3 separate regions of the Homo sapiens genome follow, and all the other regions are linked to region 3. A link is a contact called in ENCODE Hi-C data. All regions are on one chromosome and are shown on one strand. The core of a region is the stretch at or near the end of the contact, and the rest is flanking DNA. Distances in the headings are between cores, read along the strand shown.

Region 1 (3,822 bases), core at 491-2,990, 1.6 Mb before region 3:
ACCCTGCCCCACAACAAACCCCTGCCAGACTTCTCCCTGCAGCTCAAGTGGGCTCTCCACTGCCGCATCAGTACTCCTGGCCTGGAGCCCACCTAAGCATGGTCTCTTTTGCTCCTGGAACCAGCTGAGGCTAGGCCACATCTTCTCTCTGCTGCTCAAGGGTCAAGTATGTCTGTAGGTCAGACTACTGTTCTCCTGACTACAAGCTCAAGGCTTGGCTACAACTCCTGACTCCCACAAGACCCATTTATATATCCTTATCACTTTGCATTTATTAGAATGAGGACTTCTGTGAAACATACATTAGTCAATTTTTCTGTAACCCTAGTGTAACTTACATGGAAAAAAATTAGCAATTCTTATATGTAACTTTTTTCCTTCTTGACCATCAGTTGAAAGTATCGGCAGCCAAGAGGAGAGTTGCCCACTGCTGCTTCTCAATGCAGATTCCTCAGCTCCACTTGAACATTTCTGGTGAGACTGTGCCAGGTTCCTCTTCCTCTGAACAGGTTCGTGAAGCCTGGATGTAGACTGTCACACCTCTCTTATATAATCATTGTTCTCTCTTGCCAACTTGTTTTATGCTGGTGTCACATTCCATTATGTCAATTTTTTGGAGTGATGGATGTGTATGAAGCCGATTAGAATTGGATTTGTTGGCATTTCAGTTACTGAGAGTAGCATGAGATTAAGTCAAGGCTTGGTCCCCTAAAAGTGTTCAAGCATATTTCCTGAGAATTTGAAGCGTGAAACTTTGCTAAACGGACTTAAAATCAAAAAAAAGACTCTACTGTAAACCATGTAGTAGCCCAGAGTAACCAGTCAGCTGTGAAAGACAATTCATATCTCATTTAAGGAATCTGTTTCCATGACATTTGTTTGTAAAATGCCAATGGATTTTTTTAAACTAGAAATATATTCTATAGATCTGTGTTTTAGCTGATTATATTCTCTGAAAAAGAGTCAATTTTGACCCATGCACATGAATATTTAAGGTAGGTGCACAGAGTTCCAAATGCTTCTAAGAAAACTACCCTTTCCAATAGCCAAAACACTCTCTATCTCAGCATCATGTGGATTACATAACCAACGATCTGCCTTCCCCTAAGGCAGAATTTCTCAGATTCAACACTACTGACATTTTAAAACAGATAATTATTTGTTTGGCAGGGGGCTATCCTGCACTAAGTAGAACAGCATTCCTGGACTCCACCCACTAGATGCCAGCAGCACCACCCCGTCCCAGTTATAACAACCAAAAATGTGTCCAGATGTCTCCTAGGTGGCAAAATCACCCCGGTCAAGAACCACTGCCCGAAGGGACCACTGGGACCAATCCCGGCCTGCACAGTCCAATCTTCCCTGGACTCATCACATAGTCCCCTCCCTCTCCATGTGTCCCTCAATCTGGCTTATCTCTTGCCCTTCTCCGACCCCTCAATCTTCCTCTGTGCCCTGGGAACTCATGATCAGCCATCAGCAAAGTCCCCTATAGTCTCTATCTCTTCATGGAATATTCCTTTGACTTCCTTGCTCTAACACCAAATCTAAGAATACTGTTCCCCATAGCCCTCACACATAACACAGTGGATTCTTCTCTCATATGCCACATACTCTCCTTTGCCAATTTCCCCCAACCTCCCTCAAGAAACCCAGACCCTTGGGACAGGGGTTGGCAAACTACAGCCTGTGGGCTACATCTGGCCTACCACCTGTTTTTATACGGCCTGTGAGCTAAGAGTGGTTTTCACATTTTTAATGGTTGAAAAAAAATCAAAAGAATAATATTTCATGACATGTAAAATTCAAATCTCAGTGTCTATAAATAAAATGTCACTGGAATGCAGCCATGCTCATGCCAGTACCAGTGGCTGATGGCTGTTGACGTGCTACAAAGGCAGAATTCAGTTGAGTAGTTGCAATAGAGACCGTCTGGTACTCCAAGTTTAACATGTTACTTGGCCCTTGACAGAGAAAGTTTGCAGACCCTGCTGCTGAGGCACGTGGCACTAGTCTGGACCCTCCACTCCCTAACCAGTTGTCAACATCCACTATCTGCCAGGTCACTCTTCCACGTATATTAAAATATACACATGACTGAAAGCTGCATGGCACAACTGTTAACATTAGTGACTAAATGAAGTTCAAAATTACTTCTATAGTTTGGAATGTTGTGTGGAAATCAGCAGGATGAAACTGAAAGTTCACGTGTTAAGTCCCATGCAGTGTTTGGTATCAGAAGGACTGACACACAGAGCAGGAAGCAGCCCTGTTTTTGTCAACAGAGGAAGAACCAGGATAAACAGAATAGTTCAAGGGCAGATGGGGTACCTCAGGAGAAAGAGCACCCATGCCTGGAAGTGTACCCCATCTCTTGGGAACTTGACAGAAAGGGCTCCTGCTTTGGGCTAAATTTTAAGAACTTTCTAGCACTAAGATTTTTTCCCCTTCCAATGAAATTTGTAAACTTTAAGTGCAAAGATGAAACTCATTATGACACACATGGTCCCATAAAGATGCTTTTAGTTGACCAATGACCAATAAACTTGTACCTTACTGGGCAAATGCTCAGTGTAGAGTTGTATTTCCTAAGAAACCAAAGCAAACAAATCTGAGTTCAAGCTCTTATTAGTCTTTATTAGAATTAAAGCACATAGCTGGCTTAAGTCTACAGGGAGACTAAGCATTTCTCTCCAAGTCTTTGAATTTTTGTATTTACCTCAAACAAAAAAATACCTACAAGGAATGTAAATCAAATTGTCTCTCTAATCATCTCGCTTGAAGAATATGTTTAGGAGTGGTTGGCTGGGATGTGGTTGACTGGGAAGGAGTCTGTATACTTTGGATATTAAGAGCCAAGGGCCCAGCCCTTGGTCATAGCCCTTAGTCCTGTGATTTGGAATAGGCACTTAGCCCCATCTGTTTTCTCACTTGTACAATGAGGTTAATAAAACCTGTCCTGTCTGAATCTTACAGAGGATGATCGTGAGAGTTAAATTCAAATGATGCAAAAGGACCATCTGAGTGGAGACTGCCCTATATTTTTTTAGAACAATATGAACCCCTTTCTAAAACATATTTCTCCCTTCTTTACAAAAGTTGGCATCACTTGGGTGACTGAGTTATAAAATCTAGCCCCAAATCCTTCATATGTGGCATCTGAAGGCATGTTGCTATAAGCTAGCGTTAGGTGCGGCCAGGGCGTTTGCAGGGATGAAGAGCAATGTGCATATATGTACATGAGGCAGCTTCTGTGTCTTTCAAGGTCTGCAGGGGACAGAACACAATGAGCCACTTGACTCTGAGGTACTGTTTGAGGCACAGATGTTGAGCAGGTGACTAAGCTATGCAGGAAGAAATCATTTCCCAATCAGCATTTCACCACTGCATTCCCACTATCGCACTCCCACCTCATCAAAATCATGCCGTCACTTTGGGGCCACAGGCAAAATCCCTCCAACAGGCTTCGTAAATGAAGTCACTTCATAATCATCAATCTAGATAGATAAAACATCACCTATCTTTACAAGCTGCAAAGTATATTTTGCTCAAATGCTACTAAATTAATGTTGAAGTAATAATTCCAGTAAAGTGAAATTCCAAAAAGAATGAAGCAAACAGCATTCAGAGTGGCATCTCTGGCCTCCTGTTTCAGATCCTACCGAGCCCAGCACTTCAAGACTGTGAACCGTGCCCAGGATGGTCCACTTCCGTATCATCATCCTTACCAGCCTATTGCAAAGCATTGTCACCTGAACTCACAACACAGGAATCCTCGAAAAGTGTAACAGCAAGAAACAGACAAGGAACAAACATGATGAA
Region 2 (3,934 bases), core at 928-3,427, 1.8 Mb before region 3:
GGTGCCATTGAGTCACAGATGATCTGTCCTCTCATGATGGAAACATCAAGGACTAAGAAATCTCTCCATCACATTTCTCTAAATGTTTAGGTGAAGTATTGAAAATCTTTTTTCAATAGTGTGAAAAGAATACCAGATTATAGGTACTTACTTTTTGGTCTTTTTCTATTGAAAATTCTACTATAAAGGCTCTAGGGTGGTCTGGGAAATAATCAATATGACAAAGGAATCAAGATGCAAAGACATGTAACTAAATCAAATGATTAATAACTATCATTATGCTTTTCAGCAAATATTCAGTAACAAATTTACATTTGACATTGCTTACAGTGACATTCTCTATGGAGATTTAAAATGAAAATATCTGAGGCTCGATGTTAACTGGTCATTACGTGGAATAGTCTGAGGGGAAAGGTGACACTAGCAACTTTGCAATTCCTTTCATACATCTGAATTAGATCTTATAGGATATAATCGCCACCATTTTTCCCCTGTACAATTTCAATTCCTCACTATCTATGAGAGGACGAATATTTTACATTAAATGTTGGGAGTCAGAATACAAGAGATAACGGAGTATATATGACTTCTACATAAAATAGGGGGTGATATAACTACATGAGTAAGTGAAAGTACTGGGTGCGAAGACCAAGAGCTTAGGTTCAGTCCATATATCTATTAATACACTTATTCAGTCCCATTGCAATAGCTTGTCCCCCCCCCAAACCATTGATTCTATATTTGAACAGTACCATAGGATGCTATAAGCTAATAACCTTCAAGTATCTCCTCCATCACAAAATTATGTCAATGCAGAAGCAGTGTTTCTTGAGAAAAGACTTATCCCAATTTCCTAACTTCCTAATTCAGCCCAGTTGTCCACAGTGCACATATTCTCTTCTGAAAGGTAAAGGAAAAAATATTTAATTTGCACACTGCACTAGTATGCTTTCATCCACAGTGTATGTACATGATTTCATTTGCTTTTCACCAACCTATCAGAGACAAATGGTAATTATGTCTAGTAAGTGCAAACACTAAACACGAGCAGCACAGAATACAAACATATCCCTCTCTCTACACATGACACTAATCCTAGTAACTCAACAAAGGAGTTGATAACACAGTTTTGTAAGTTTCACTGGGAGCTAAGAAGAATGCCCAGTGATTCTGCCAAAGGTAACAGCAACGCCTCAATTAATGCCATCACCAATCCTAGCAAACACAAAAAGAGCTGCCTCTGCAAGCACTCAGTAACACAGATTGCCGTCCCTCTTTCAAGTAACCCCTCTAAGGAACGTGAAGTAAATTATCAGGACCAAAGCTCAAGCGAGAAGAGTCTACCTACTCCAAGGAAAGAAACACTCCTGTCACACAAACATCTCATCACTGCTGCTGAACTGGTAATACTACCACTGGACTAAAAAGTTCCACTGCTTCTCCACCTCACAACGATCCAAGAACTTCAATGACTGCCAGTGACCCGCACTCCACAAGTAAGTCAACAATACTTCCAGGCACAATGATTCCCATCTTACGCAGTAACCAGCACCACCAGACCACATCCCAGTAACCAAGCTCCACACCTCTCCTAAAACCCCAGTATTAAAATACATCATCACTGGAGGGCCTTTTAAGTCCGAAAGGTCCTGACTTGCTCCTAGCAATGCAGACTAAAGACAATCCTAAATCAAAACAAAAAGGCTCCCTGTCCAGCCAACACCGACTCCTCCCTCAACTTCGAGCTAGCTCCGCACACTCAAGTCAGCCTGGGGGCACTCTGACAGGGTGGGCAGAGGGACCTCGGAGGGCCATCTCAGCCCTGGACTGAGCCTGGACTCAAGGCTATCTTTCTCGAGCTCACCGGTAGTGAGCGCTGGGAAGCATCTGAGCCGTGTCCCCACACCTGCAGACAGTACCAGTCTCTCGGCCACCTAACACCCAAGCAAGGGGAGAGCCCAGCACCTAGACTGGGGCCGAGCAGCACGTCCCCATCCCCGGGGTTAGTTCGGAGCTTCTCCTCCGCTCTCGGACTGCCACGCGACGGCTCGCCCCTCGCCGTCCCGTGGAGGGCGCCGGCGCCCCCTGTCAGGCGGGCAAAGGATACAGTCCCGGCTCCAGAACGCCGCGGCACTGGGGCGGGAGGGGCCCGCCACGTCCGCCATCTTGAAACAACCGCCACTCGGGGCGTCGCGCCTGGGCCGCCACGCCTCGGCCTGCAGGCTCGGTCCCCATTGGCCGCACCACGCAGAGGCCCGCCCCCGCCTGCGCGGCCGGCCCCTGCGGGGCGAGAGGGTGGGGGCGAAGGGGAAGCTACGTCCCGGAGGTGCGGTGTGGGGCACCGGGCGGGGCCGCGGGAACCGGCGCCCCACGGAGCTGCTGCTGTCAGACCAACCCCGGGCCCCCATCATCACTGCGCCGCGCTTTCAGGCGCCGAGAACTACCGTTCCCGGCATGCCATGAAATTGGCCTCGGCGCTGAGGCGGGGTCCGGCCCTCCACCCGCTCCCGCCGCGCGCGAATCGCGGTCGCGAGCCATGGAGGAGGAGGCATCGTCCCCGGGGCTGGGCTGCAGCAAGCCGCACCTGGAGAAGCTGACCCTGGGCATCACGCGCATCCTAGGTGAGGAAAGGGGGCACGGTGCCGAGAGGGTGTGGAGGAGAAGGAAGGAGGAGCGGAGGGATGAGGTGCGGGGTGAGCGGTGCGACGCTGGCCCCAGAACAGGAGTGGACATCGCTGCTGGGACTTCCGTTGTTACAGAGGAAAGTGGGGGACCTGGGTTTGTGATTAGGCCTTGAAAGTGTTTGCCAGGAGTGTTCGGAGGCAGAGCTGGGAAGCCTGAAGTTTCCCCCACTCACCGCCAACCAAGGTCCCACCCAGGAAGGACGGGCAGAGACGTGCAAAGGGAACACAGCAAGCACCTGACGGTTGGGAAGTTGGATCTCCCCCTAGGAGGCATTCTCAGCCAGGGCATTATCCCCGAAACCCAAGACCTTTCTCTGGGGGAAGTAATGCACCCGACCTCCCAGGGCGACAACTACGTCGGGTCTGAAAGGAATCCAACCTTGCACCACTGAATGACTCAGAGTTTTTCTTTTATCGAACATTTCTTTGTTTGCTTGCTTGTTTGTATTTTGAGACAGAGTTTTGCTCTTGTTGCCCAGGCTGGAGTGCAATGGCGCGATCTCGGCTCACTGCAACCTGCGCCTCCTGGGTTCAAGCAATTCTCCTGCCTCGCCCAGCTATTTTTTTGTATTTTTAGTAGAGACAGGGTTCCACCATGTTGGCCAGGCTGGTCTCGAACTCCTGACCTCAGGTGATCCACCCGCCTCGACCTCCCAAAGTGCTGGAATTACAGGCGTGAGCCACCGCGCCTGGCCTATCAAACGTTTCTTTAGTACTCACCACTATGTTAGACGTGAGGTTAAAAATATGAAAAAGACACAGTTCTGTGAAAAAAATAAACAAATGAGGTCACTAGGAGTGTGAAAAGAGGTCAGTAATCTGTTACTCAGAGATGTCACAGAGGAGGGGACTGATCTTACCAGGGAAGTTAAAGAACATGTCACAGAGGAGATGATGCTAGATTTTGAAAGACATATAGGAGTTAGCCAGAAAACTAAGGAGGAGAAAGGTCTTTTAAGAAGGCTGAAAAGCATGCTTCAGTGCCTTCCCATCACAATTATAATAAAATCCAAATGTCTGTACCATGACCCACAAGTCCCTGTAAGATCTGCTCTCATCTCTTTCTGACTTTGTTTCCACTCTTGCCCACATGGCCTTCTAGCTGTACCTTAAACACACTAAGCGGGTTCCTGCTTCAGGGCTTTTGCAGTTTGCTAGTCCTTGCACCTGGAATTATCTTTCTCTGAATGTCTCGCTTCTTCAGGTCATTCAGATCTCTGATCAAATGTCATTATTTCAGAGAAACCTTC
Region 3 (4,049 bases), core at 593-3,092:
ATCACTTCAAGTTTTTTGTTTTTAAATTCTATTTTTAGGCTTTGGGATGGTCACAGAGGAAAAAGGTGGAGGAGTAAGAGGAGAAGAGGCCCAAATTTCCAATCACAGGGTCTCTGAAAGGATATCTCCAGAAGTTGTGGAGGAATTTTGATTTACATTAAGTGAATAACAAGCACTTGAAATCTGTAAGAATGCCATATCAACACATTAGTTGGAACCATAAGGCATGAGATTTTGGTGACCTCATGGGCACAGCCAAAATTAACTCCAAGTATTTATGTAACTGCCAGAGATGACAGGGCAAAGGTTGCTTATAATTTTTTTTTTTTTGAGTCAACAAATACTGCATTTCTTTGGCCAAAGAGAAAGGAAGTAGGGTACTTTCTGGTTCTATTTTGTGATATGCAACATTTACACACACAATATTCTACCCATAATACCATCTGAATGTTTAGATGACGGCTCTAAAAAGGAAAAAAAGAGTTATTTCCTGTTGCTCATCAGCTGAGAGGATGCGCTTTAGAGGTATGTGTGCTCTGCCTCAAAGCAAAAGCATTGTTAGCGTTTATCAAGGTAACATTTAAAAATAACTACCCCAGTACAAAAGAACTTCAGAGGAAATATGACCGAAGCTATCAGTCTCCCTTCAAGTCTGGCCTTGAGCTGCATAAGACTCTAGCTGCATTCTCCATTACATTGTTATCCTTATCAAACAATGCAAACAATTTTAATGAGCTTATCTACTGGAACATATTGCCAGATATGTTAATGTAAAAATGATGCCAACCGTACAGGCCAACTCATTAATCAAAAGGCTCACAATACAATGACCAAGATCAGTCCCATCCTCAAAACAGACCTCAGCAAAAGACCAGGAATCACCTTCCTACTGTAAATAAGAAGGAAAGGCTCCCCCACCCAAGCGGTGGCCATAAACTCCTTAGAAAATGCATAACAGCGCCCAGTTTTTTTCAAGTCCTTTGCAGTCCAGTCTCTTTCTAATAAACCTAGGGTTCTATGGAGAAAATTTTGGTGAATGTCTGACACTATCACCTCTGCTGTCAATCCCTGCACCAATCAGCGAGCAGAATTCTTACAAAGCTCCATCAATCTGGCGGTTTAACATCACAGACTGCAGCTTAATCTAGAGGATTCCATCTTTCCTGCACACTCTCCAGGTTAAGCGCAAACGTTTTTCTCCCCACCCTCCCGTTTTCTGCCTTTTGGCACTGCTACCTAATGGCTCCTTTAAAATCTAAAAGGGAAGGAGGAAAGGAAGTGCTACTGCCTGTCTCCCTTTGGACAGCGGGGGAAAACAGCATGCATTTTTATCAGTGTGGAAGGAAAGAGATGGAGGGAGACCCCTCGAAGGCAGCAAACCTATTCACAAAATGCTTTCCATCTGCAGTCGCGGAGCCTCAATGCAAACCCAACATGACACATGGAAACAGATACCAAATAATCACAACCGCCTTCACAAATGCATGCCTGCAGCAGGGGTCGCAGGCAGTGTCTGCTCCATTATATAACGGGCTGGATTTCCGCGCGCCCTCACGGCGGTCCCCGGCGCTGCTCTCGTGCCAGCCCCATTACCTGTAGGAACGCTCCCCGCGCACTGTGTGCTTCCGGAAAGGAATGATGGTCCCGTTATTATCCTGGATGATGTCGTTGTTGTTCTCGCCATTTGGGGACAGGGTTTGGGTCGGCCCAGGCATTGGCGCACTCCCGAGAAGGGGAACAAACCGCTGTGGGCTGGCTGGTGAGGAAGGTGGCTGCGTCTTCCCGCTCGCTCGCCTGCTCCGCACGGACCGTGCCTGCCGCCTGCTCGCTCACTGCCTTCTCCCAGCTCTCGCTCGCGCCCCGCCCTCCTGCGGCCCCGCCCTCTGGCAGCTGACGTCAGAGCGCCGGCAGCAGCACCCTGGTCACGTGGCCAGCCTGTTGCCATGGCAACCCGCTAACTCATCACCTCGCCTCAATTCGCACAGGGTCGCGGCGTGACCACGCCAGCAGCTCCAGGCAGGCACCGGGGCAGGCCTACATCTGGCATGTAAAACCCCAGGCCACCCTGCAGCCCCCCTCGCAGACTCGCCTTGTCTGAAAACCAGCTCTTCCTCTAACCATTTCCTTTCCGACCCGTGCTGCCACTGCAGCTGTGTACACAAAAGAACGATTCATGCAAAGGGGTGTGGGAGACCCTTTAACTCCTTCAATACCAAGTTTTTATGCCATGACAATTAAACTTGGTCAGGTTTCAGAAAAACCTAAAAAGGACCTGGTGGCCAGCTTGTAGAAAAGGTATCAGACTAAGGTTAAAATTTCTGCCTTTCTCCCTTTCTCCAAATAGCAGCAACCATCTCCCCAAAAACAAGCCAAAAAGCTAAAAACCTACAAGGAAGCTGTATTTCCTTCTAATCAATGTAGCCTTTAATAATGTGAGGATTAAAGATGGCAAATTAAGAGATCATCTGTACAAAGGAATCCCCAAAGAGGGTTTTTCTTTTAAAAAAAGATAACCACCATTTTACCAGTTACCCAAAACCCTCCAATTCAAATTCTTTATGCTGCCTCCTGATACAGATCATTAATTCATTGACATTTATTCTATTTCCATTTGAATTACAAAAGTGATCACCTCACTTAGTATTTGAAAGTGCTTAACATTCAAGCTGTTCTATATCCTTGCAATACCGCTTTCAAATATATTGGCTATGTGACAGATACTATTATTATTCCCATTTTAAAGATGAGTAAACTAGTAAGATTAAGTAAACTGCTTAAGGTCACACAGCTAGGAGTGGTGAACTGGAGCTTCCAAGTGACATGGTTTTATCAATGTGACTGGACAGTAATGATCTGTAATGTGAGCTCAATAAATATTATAAATCAAGGTAAGAATCAAGTACTTCCAAGATGACTGTTGTGAAAAGATAACTGTGAACAGAATTGCTAGCACTGTGCAGTCTACGGATTAGATTATAAACTGAAAAGACCCTGCATATGTTCAGTACTGTCCTCCAGAGAGGAGAGATTTTTTTTTTATTATTATTTTTTAGAGGCAGAGTCTCGCTCTGTCACCCAGGCTGGAGTGCAGTGGCGCAATCTCAGCTCACTGCAACCTCCGCCTCCTGGGTTCTAGTAATTCTCCTGCCTCAGCCTCCTGAGTAGGTGGGATAACAGGCGCACGCCGCCACACCCAGCTAATTTTTGTATTTTAGTAGAGACAGGGTTTCACCGAGTTGCTCAGGCTGGTCTTGAACTCCTGAGCTCAGGCAGTCCACCCGCCCCAAAGTGCTAGGATTACAGGCATGAGCCACCACGCCCAGCCAGGAGAGATTTTGAAGGATTCTTTGCTTATCAGCAGTGGTCTCTGACCTTTTATAGGGTGAAAAGGGAAGAATTGGGGTGTAAAAGATACAGCATAAATATATGTGTCATAAAGTATTAAGCTATGACTCACTCCTTCACATCACTGTATGGTTTATCAGCTTTATCATTTTGTGATACAGATATTAAAAACAAGTAAACACTTTGTCATTCCTGACAATTCTTCAGCATATGTCCCTGGTAATAAGTTATTTCTGGTATCAAGTTTCTGGAATTAGAATCAAATGTTTTACAACCCAGATGGTAAGGATAATCTCAAACAAGGGGCCCTACTTATTTTCCTTCCTATTTTATACTTTCCTCTTGGGCTATTATTTTAATAATTTTATCTTTTGCTTCTCCAGTTAGTCCACAGTGCACAAGTTGATTCCTTCGTCCACATCTCACTTTACATAAGATTTTTTTTCTTATACAATCAGATCCAATTCTGACCTAAGACTTACAAGGTACACAGATGAATATCTAAGTATCAAAGATACACACCAAGCTTCACATTGCACTATGAGCTAAAGGGGCATGAGAGTGTAGTCATTCTTGCAAAGACCCATGCTTCCTCTTACTGTTTCTGTTACTTGACCTGCTGCTGTCAATTTCCTTACTAATTTGCTTCCTTTCACAAAACTTCCCCTTTTTGGGGGGACAGTCTGAAATTGAAAGGCACAGTC

What was found. A loop is a pair of places that touch in the nucleus more often than their neighbours do. Pooled maps may share reads with other maps.
Region 1: a map with no recorded cell type shows a loop between it and region 3 (4-fold over the local background). The contact joins the enhancer-like site here to the promoter of MAPRE2 in region 3. A Hi-C loop is called at or near these places in 4 of 37 single-sample maps with no recorded cell type and 4 of 50 pooled maps.
Region 2: a loop to region 3 is called in a map of CD8-positive, alpha-beta T cell, with 27 times the contacts of the local background. The contact joins the promoter of KIAA1328 here to the promoter of MAPRE2 in region 3. A Hi-C loop is called at or near these places in 2 of 168 maps with a recorded cell type or tissue (CD8-positive, alpha-beta T cell and naive thymus-derived CD4-positive, alpha-beta T cell), 3 of 37 single-sample maps with no recorded cell type and 14 of 50 pooled maps.

Annotation. Positions count from the first base shown.
Region 1 is chr18:36,627,334-36,631,155 of GRCh38, reverse strand. The region is part of intron 10 of FHOD3 (formin homology 2 domain containing 3); the gene reads right to left. Among named protein-coding and RNA genes, the nearest start is that of TPGS2, 200 kb to the left of the region's middle. Within about 2 kb of position 1,740, at least 3 of the 41 ENCODE cell types and tissues checked have a DNase peak (open chromatin) inside an H3K27ac peak, as active enhancers do.
Region 2 is chr18:36,827,370-36,831,303 of GRCh38, reverse strand. It overlaps KIAA1328, which reads right to left and starts at 2,177. Exons shown (of 10, transcript NM_020776.3): 1 at 2,108-2,177. The coding sequence starts at 2,165. TPGS2 (tubulin polyglutamylase complex subunit 2) reads left to right here and starts at 2,302. Exons shown (of 7, transcript NM_015476.4): 1 at 2,302-2,621. The coding sequence starts at 2,537. RefSeq lists a silencer at 1,943-2,542 and enhancers at 1,940-2,732, 2,833-2,942.
Region 3 is chr18:35,039,206-35,043,254 of GRCh38, reverse strand. It overlaps MAPRE2 (microtubule associated protein RP/EB family member 2), which reads right to left and starts at 1,842. Exons shown (of 7, transcript NM_014268.4): 1 at 1,594-1,842. The coding sequence starts at 1,715. RefSeq lists an enhancer at 1,733-1,882.